Linked DNA regions of Homo sapiens: region 1 is linked to region 2. A link is an interaction called in ENCODE POLR2A ChIA-PET data of the cell type or tissue named here. Cell type or tissue: PC-9. All regions are shown on one strand. Each heading gives the region's core, and the rest is flanking DNA. Links, peaks and the distances in the headings are about the cores only. Region 1 has its middle 68 kb from the start of NDUFS5. Region 2 overlaps AKIRIN1 (akirin 1).

Region 1 (4,394 bases), core at 329-4,328, 90 kb after region 2:
AGTGAACTCTGGACTCAGTTTAGGAGCACCTTAGAGCTGGTGCCAGCTGGGTTCCTCCGGTGAATAATAGCTGGTAAAGTCACTGTGTAGAGTCCTAGATGGGTGCCAGGCATTTTACATACATCATTTAATCCTCATAGAACCCTGGGAAGTAGTTGCTATTCTCAACAGAAATGTTAAGTAACTTGTCTGAGGTTATACACTGAGCAAATAATGGAGCTGGGATTCAGCATTACTTAATGTGCATGGCGCCCCCTGGCCCTCAACATGTACAATATGCCCTTTGCAGTTATTCAAGTGCTGAGTTTCTGGTCAGCCTAACTCCAAAGCCCTGGCACTTTTCAGGATATTTCAAACATAGTAAAGTAGTGAGAATAGTACAGTGAACCCCCATCACCCAGAAACAAGAATGATCAATTAATTCATGGCCAATTTTATTTCATTCATACACCGCTGTCAGTGGAAAAAACACAGTTCCTGTTTTTTCTTTTTTCTTTTCTTTCTTTTTTTTTTGAGATGGAGTCTCTCTCTGTTGCCCAGGCTAGAGTGCTGTGGTGCCATCTCAGCTCACTGCAACCTCCGCCTCCCGGGTTCAAGCAATTCTCTGCCTCAGCCCCCCGAGTAACTGGGATTACAGGTGCCTGACACCATGCCCAGCTAATTTTTTTGTATTTTTTAGTAGAGACGGGGTTTCACCATCTTGGCCAGGCTGGCCTTGAACTCCTGACCTCATGATCCACCCGCCTGGGCCTCCGAAAGTGCTGGGATTACAGGTGTGAGCCACCGCGCCTGGCAAGTTCCTGTTTTTCCATTCTCTTACTCAACAATCAACACAAGAAGACTTCTGTGACGCCAAGATATGTGGGGACTTCTCCCCGCCAGCAAGTTAAACAATAGTTCTGCAGTGGACACCAGCGGGGTGTCCTCCAGTTCAATTACAACACTGTCTACCTGGAAATAGCATCAGATCTCACAGTTTGAGGGTTCAGTCCCCAAGACATTCCCCTACTCCACTTCTTTTTTTTTTTTTTTTTTTTTTTTTTTGAGATGATGTCTTGCTCTTGTTGCCCAGGCTGGAGTGCAATGGCTCAATCTCTGCTCATTGCAACCACCGCCTCCTGGGTTCAAGGGATTCTCCTGCCTCAGCCTTCTGAGTAGCTGGAATAACATGTGCGCGCCACCACGCCTGGCTAATTTTTTTTTTTTTTTTTTTTTTGAGACGGAGTCTTGCCCTGTCACCAGGCTGGAGTGCAGTGGTGCGATCTCGGCTCACTGCAACTTCTGCCTGCCGGGTTCAAGTGATTCTCCTGCTTCAGCCTCCCGAGTAGCTGGGACTACACGCACACGCCATCACACCCAGCTAATTTTTGTATTTTTAGTAGACACGGGGTTTCATCATGTTGGCCAGGATGGTCTTAATCTCTTGACCTTGTGATCTGCCCACCTTGGCCTCCCAAAGTGCTGGGATTACAGGTGTGAGCCATCACGCCCGGCCAAGGGATTCTTTTCTTTTTTTTGAGACGGAGTCTTGCGCTTTTGCCTAGGCTGGAGTGCAGTGGTGTGAACTTGGCTCACTGCAACCTCTGCCTCCCGGGTTCTCCTGTCTCAGCCTCCTGAGTAGCTGGGATTACAGGCGTGCGCCACCACACCTGGCTAATTTTTGTATTTGTAGTAGAAATGGGGTTTCACCGCGTTGGCCAGGCTGGTCTCGAACTCCTGACCTCAGGTGATCCACCGCCTCGGCCTCCCAAAGTGCTGGGATTACAGGCGTGAGCCACGGTGCCCAGCCCCACCCCACTCCACTTCTAATGCCAATCACAAGACTCAGATTTTTTTTACCTGTGCTTCTGACTGACTGGCTATAATGGGGTGCTGGCTGGGTGCAGTGACTCATACCTGTAATCCCAGCATTTTGAGAGGCCAAGGTGGGAGGCTCGCTTGAAGCCAGGAGTTCGAGACCAGCCTGGATAATATAGTGAGACCCCGTCTCCACAAAAAATAAAGCAAAATTAGCCAGGCAGGAGAATCGCTTGAACGCGGGAGGTGGAGGTTGTGGTGAACTGAGCTCACGCCATTGCACTTCAGCCTGGGCAACAAGAGTGAAATTTTGTCTCCAAAAAAAAAAAAAGAAAAGAAAAAAGAAAGAAATCGGGCCGCGCATGGTGGCTCACGCCTGTAATCCCAGCACTTTGGGAGGCCCAGGCGGGCAGATCACCTGAGGTCAGGAGTTCGATACCAGCCTCAACACGGAGAAACCCTGTCTCTACTAAAAATACAAAATTAGCCGGGCGTGGTGGTGCATGCCTGTAATCCCAGCTACTCGGGAGGCTGAGGCAGGAGAATTGCTTGAACCTGGGAGGCGGAAGTTGCGGTGAGCTGAGATCGCGCCATTGCACTCCAGTCTGGGCAACCAGAGCGAAACTCTGTCTCAAAAAAAAAAAAGAAAAAAAGAAATTAGCCAGGCGTGGTGGTATGCGCCTGTAATACCAGCTACTCAGGATGCTGAGGTGGGAGGATTGCTTGAGCCCGGGAGGTCAAGGCTGCAGGGAGCTGAGATTGTGTACTGCACTCTACCCTGGGCTACAGAGTGAGACCGGATCTCAAAACAAACAAAACAAAAACCACAAAACACACAGAGGATACAGGTGAAGAGATGCAGAGGGCAAGGGCGAGGTATGGAAGAAGGAATGTGGTGCTTCCATGCCCTCCCTTGTATGCCACCCTTCAGGAATCTTCACGAGTTGTTATCCTGGAAGCTCCCTGAATCTTAGGCCTTTCATGGAGACTTCCTTGGGTAGGCATGATTGACAACCATGCAGAAATGTGATTGGGCAAAAAGGGTATGTCTAACACTAACAGTGTGGAAACCCAGCAAAGCCTGGCTGTTCAGATTCTGCTTGAATTTTCTATGTAGTATTCCTTCCCCCAGGGTATGGGGCAAGACTCCTGAAATAGGGGTCTCATGATTATAGTCAGAAATGTGGGGGAAGGCGGCTGGGTGCGGTGGCTCACGCCTGTAATCCCAGCACTTTGGGAGGCCGAGGCGGGCGGATCATGAGGTCAACAGATCGAGACCATCCTGGCCAACATGGTGAAACCCTGTCTCTATTAAAAATACAAAAAAATTAGCTAGGCATGGTGGTGCGCGCCTGTAGTCCCAGCTACTCAGTAGGCTGAGGCAGGAGAATCATTTGAACCCAGGAGGAGGAGGTTGCAGTGAGCTGAGATCGCGCCACTGCACTCCAGCCTGGTGACAGAGTGAGACTCTGTCTCAAAAAAAAAAAAAAAAAAAAAAAGAAATGTTGGGGAAGGCTGAGAGTGGTGGCTCACACATATAATCCCAGCACTTTGGGAGGCCGAGGAAGGTGGATCACTTGACACCAGAAGTTCAAGACCAGCCTGAGCAACATAGTGAGACCACCATCTCCACAAAAAAAAAAATTAGGTGTGGTGGTGCATGCCTGTAGTCCTAGCTACTTGGGGGCTGAGAAAGGAGGATCCCTTGAGCCCAGGAGGTCATGGCTGCAGTGAGCTATGATTGTACTACTACACTCCAGCGTAGGCAACAGAGTGAGATGGCTGTCTCAAAAAAAAAAATGGCTGGGTGCAATGGCTCATGCCTGTAATCCCAACACTTTGGGAGGCCAAGGCAGGAGAATCACTTGAGTCTGGGATATCAAGACCTGCCTGGGCAACATAGTGAGACCTTGTCTCTAGAGAAAATCAAAAAATAATCCAGGCGTAGTGGCACATACCTGTGGACCCAACCACTCAGGAGGCTGAGGTGGGAGGATCATTTGAGCCAGGGAGATGGAGGCTGCAGTGACCCATGATCGCACCACTGCAGCTGTGATCATCATCATCCAGCCTGGGTGACACAGTGAGACCCTGTCTCAAAAAAAAAAAAAAAAAATTGCAGGAAAGATTGAGTCTTGCTTTGGGAGGAAAAAGAAACAGGTGAAAGGAGGGCAGGAGGGCAGAAAGATTCTGTTTTCTAAGACTTGACTTGCTTCTGAGGTCTACAGTGCCTCAACATTATAGCAGAAAACTATGACAAGGGCTATAGAAGTTATGAGCCAGGAACTGTGAACGAAAAAACCCATATATTGCAACCCCACTTCTCCCTCCCCAGTTATGTATAAGAAAGTTCCGGTAGCTGGGTGCAGTGGCTCATGCCTGTAATCCTAGCTACTCGGAGGGCTGAGGCAGGAGAATCACTTGAACCGGGAGGCAGAGGTCGTAGTGAGTCGAGACTGCGCCACTGCACTCCAGCCTTGGTGACAGAGCAAGACTCTATCTCAAAAAAAAAAAAAAAAATCAGAAAGTTCCCGTAATCACATACTTCTACCTTCCTCCGTTTTTGTTTTTGAGACAGAGTTTTGCTCTGTTGCCCA
Region 2 (4,394 bases), core at 232-4,231:
CCTAGTCTGGTGACCCATACAACGTGGTTCCTCAGAATATTAATAGATCTGTTTTACATTGGGAGCTGTTGGGTTAAGCAAAGTTAAATGAGTTCCTTTATAGTAGAACTACTTTGATCCTTTAATATGTATTATAAGAAGAAGGTCTAGGCCGGGCGCAGTGGCTCACGCCTGTAATCCCAGCACTTTGGGAGGCCGAGGCGGGCAGATTACAAGGTCAGGAGATCGAGACCATGCTGGCTAACACGGTGAAACCCCGTCTCTACTAAAAATACAAAAAATTAGCCGGGCATGGTGGTGAGCACCTGTAGTCCCAGCTACTCGGGAGGCTGAGGCAGGAGAATGGCGTGAATCGGGGAGGCAGAGGTTGCAGTGAGCCAAGGTTGCGCCACTGCACTCCAGCCTGGGTGACAGAGTGAGACTCCATCTCAAAAAAAAAAAGAAGAAGCTCTAATATATCATTCCCTCTCCCACTCCCACCATAATACTGTTTCAGTCAGCTGGTTCTGAGTCACTTCTTTGTTCACAGATGTCAGGCTACCTTCTTCCTTTCTACTCAGTTTCCCCTTAAAAGGTGGTACTTCTGTGGAACTGTTTGCAGTTAGATGGTATAGATTTTCACTTAGCTTTCTAGCCATCCCACACTTCTTCCACTCATGTTTTTCACTCAATGTGTGTTGAAATTTATAACAAGGAAAGAGTTTCAAAGATTCATGTCCCATGGGAGATGGGCTGAAATTTCCTGGCTATGGTAGTGAGCTATTAATAGGAGATAGAGTTATGTCACGGGGGAGAGGTTATCAGGAAAATACCATTATATACCATCAGTGACCCATTCTAGAAGCCAAGGATTTGGCTCTGGGTTCTAAGAGGAACAGATCTCAGTGACCTTTATATAAGGTCACTGGACTTTAATACAAGGACCTTTATAAAGAGGGCCTGAGAGGGTGAAGAATTCAAACTGGGAAGCTATTTGTGATCCTGACGCTTGATTCTTAAAAATTGAGGGAGAGTTGCTGAGGATAAGTATGTACTGTCTTCTCACAGAACAATATGAATCTTTTGTGAAATTCACACATGATCAGATTATGCGACGGTATGGGACAAGGCCAACAAGCTGTAAGTATTGCCACATTTTCTTTGAATTTTCTAAGTTTCAAGAGCAAAATTTCTACACTGAAACTTCTCTCCTCAGAGTAAAAAGTCCCTGTGAAGTAAAATGTGCCCAGCACTATGCTAAGAGTATTAAATCCACACCAAAGCTTATATAAGCCTCACAGTGACCCTATGAGGGAGTACTATTATTAGCTCCATTTTACTGGTAAAGATAGCATTTAAAGAGGTTAAATAATTTGCCCAAGCTTATACAGCTAGTGGTTCAGCTAGGATTAAAATCTAGGTAGTCTGACTTGAGCACCAATTTGTTACCTGTCTTTTCTCCAGAAAGATAGTTTCAGTTGTTAATTTATGAAAGTTGATTCCTTAAGTTAGTTTATCAAGTGTGGTCAGGATTTCTTATTCTAAATAATTTGCAACTACCAGATATTCAAAGCATAAAATATTAACAGTTGTATATCTAACTGAATTTCAGTCAGGTTCCTTAAATTCTTGATCTTTAGTATCTTTTAAGTGGTGAGTCATCGTTCATGCTATTTCTCACATTTACTGTTAGTGAAAATTTTTAAAGCATGACACTACAGTTTTTAGTATTCTTACCCTTTTTGTTTTTTATTCTTAATTTACAGATGTGTCATGAAGCTTTGTCACATATCTGGGTACCAGGTTTGACCTCAAGAGATGGCTGCTGTACACTTTTTGCAACTGGTTTGATGTCACATTTCAGCTCCAACTTTGCATCCTGAGAACACTTAAACGTTTCTGCAGGTCCATTTTATACAACTTGAAAGACCGTAAAACTTTCTGGTTGCCACAAGCATATCTTTCTTTTCTGCTCATCCAATAAACAGCTGTGCCCTACTGTGATAGATTTTCCAAACAAAAATACCTGGAGCAGCAGTTTAGCAAAATATGCCTTCAGTGGCATTCAACAAATGGAGTTTCCCCAAGCACAGTTCTGTAAGAAGTGCGTGTGAGAGTGTGTGTATATGTGTGTATGTGTATTTTAAGTTATTATTTGTATTGTGCAAAAATTTTTTTTTGATCTTGGGGATTCTGGCTGTGAATTTGGTGCACGACAATTATGGTAAAAAAACATTTGCTTGGTCTAAAGAAGATCATTAATGTTTTGTGACCATACAAGTTGTAACAGTGGATTGTTTTTATGTGTAGGTATTGTTAAATACAGGGACTGTTTCCAGGCACAGAATATGAATCGTAAGTTAGGATGGACATTAGATGTGATTATGATGATAAAGCGAAGGTCTGCGGTCCTATATCTACAGACACGTGGTGAGAAATTAGAACAAACTGGAGACGGGCCATTGACACATGGACTCTGCCTGGGCATGTTAGGTTAATTCTTTGACTCCAAGCCTTAAAATACTCACATGGAGTCAGCGCTCACCTCATTCACACAATTATCATAGAGCTCCCTGGACACTGAACCTCTAAAGGGAAAAGGTCTACCCTGGAGCCAGGAGCATCAGGGTTGGCTTGGGAGCATGAGAGGTGAGCCCAGGGCTAGGCCTGGGCCAGGCCCCGGCAGCACTGCTACTTGGGAGGAGCCACTTCACCTTTGTATTAGTTATTAAAAAATATAATTTGGGCTGGGCGCAGTGGCTCACGCCTGTAATCCCAGCACTTTGGGAGTCCGAGGCATGCGGATCACTTGAGGTCAGGAGTTCGAGACCACCCTGGCCAATATGGTGAAACCCCATCTCTACTAAAAATACAACAAAGTTAGCCGGGCGTGGTGGCAGGCGTCTGTAATCCCAGCTGCTTGGGAGGCTGAGGCAGGAGAATCACTTGAACCCTGGAGGTGGCGGTTGCAGTGAGCACAGATCATGCCACTGCACTCCAGCCTGGGCAACAAAACGAGACTTCGTCTCAAAAAAAAAAAAAAAACATAGAATTTGGATCCTTTGGTCGGGTTCTCCCAAATTCTTTTGAGGTGTCCATGGTCAACTGCTTCAGCTTTGTTTTGGCAACCCCCTGCCCGAAGTCGCATATAGGCTGTTCTTCACCTTGTTTCCAAGGCTGAGGAACAGAAAGTAGCCTCTGTTTTGAGGAGGTGGAAGTTAAGTATACATTTATTTTTTACTGTGACTTGTTCAGGACCACATTTTACAAAATGCCTTGTTTCCTTCATTGTTTCTGGAAAGGAAAGTTCTATTAATATTGTTTTACTTTGAATATAGAATAGTTTTTTTAATTAGGGCTTATTTTGAAAAATTCTGAGTTTAATTCAAATGTATGCCAATACCTTCCAAAGTAAGGTAATATTCAGAGACAGTTGTTGTGATCAGATGGCTTAGAGAAATTTCTGGAATATTCACATTCGAAGATTCCTTATTAATGAATGTCTTTGACTTAAATCTAACCAAAAACTGCAACATTATTCTTTGTACATTTTCATTATATAGTGTTAACAAGCTTAGTTGCAAACAAATAAAATACTTAAGCTATTTGTTTACCTTGCCTTCTTAATACTGTGATAATGTTTATTAATTCAAATAACTTATGTGAGAGCTGCTATAACCATTTCCCCAGTTCAACATTGCATTGAAAATTTATGGACCTTTAAAAAAAAAAGCCCAACAGTGATTTTTTTTTAATAATTAAAGAATGATTTTACTTTGTATTTGAAGGGTGATTTGTTTCATCTCTTCTTTTTTCAGGGTAGTCACTTGTTCCTAAAAGAGGAACATAGCAGTGGCTGTAATGGGAATGGCTCTGCAGTGGGCTAGTCACACCAAAATAAAGAAAGGGCAGCTGTGGGAGCCATCAGAAGCTGTGGAGGCTGGACTGGTAATGGGGAATGCTGCCCCACTGAAGTCTTGTTTTAGAGATCAGTGTGATGTGCTCACTTAACTATAAAGTGTCAGTCCCCATTCCAACTAAGTGGCTCCTGGCTGGGAAGTAGAGTAGGTTTCTCTAAGGAAAATGACACCTGCTCACCACCCGCCCCACTATACCACATTGTTGTTAGGCTATCATATAATGATAAGGTAGCCCTCTGAGGCCACAAGGTAAGACCAAACCACCAGGGCTGGGTTTTGGGATCCCCTCTAAAGAGACCACACATGTTTGTTTAGTGTTTATAATCTAGAGAAAAGACAACTGGGACAGAAAATGGGGACCTGGAAGGTAGGTCTCAGACTGGTGAATGAATTTTTCCCTAGACCTTGATTTCCAGAGCTTGAATTTAAGGGCACTCCCAGGTAGAGAAATGTCTTTGTCCCATGGAAATTATAGACCAAGGAAGACGTCAACCT

The links. Peaks named below come from ENCODE experiments on the same cell type or tissue, not always from the same donor. Only the 100,000 strongest peaks of a DNase experiment are listed, where the experiment ranks them.
Region 1: POLR2A ChIA-PET joins it to region 2 with 5 read pairs; 6 of 35 experiments call an interaction of 5 or more read pairs at or near these places.

Annotation. Positions count from the first base shown.
Region 1 is chr1:39,092,289-39,096,682 of GRCh38, forward strand. It overlaps a transcript of MACF1 not described here. Among named protein-coding and RNA genes, the nearest start is that of NDUFS5, 68 kb to the left of the region's middle. In PC-9, for the core only: a CTCF peak has its summit at 477; a DNase peak (open chromatin) is centred at 2,593.
Region 2 is chr1:39,002,300-39,006,693 of GRCh38, forward strand. AKIRIN1 (akirin 1) reads left to right here. Exons shown (of 5, transcript NM_024595.3): 4 at 1,048-1,119; 5 at 1,746-3,760. The coding sequence ends at 1,756. Among named protein-coding and RNA genes, the nearest start is that of AKIRIN1, 13 kb to the left of the region's middle. In PC-9, for the core only: no CTCF peak of the experiment used is centred there; no DNase peak of the experiment used is centred there; H3K27ac peaks cover 583 bases.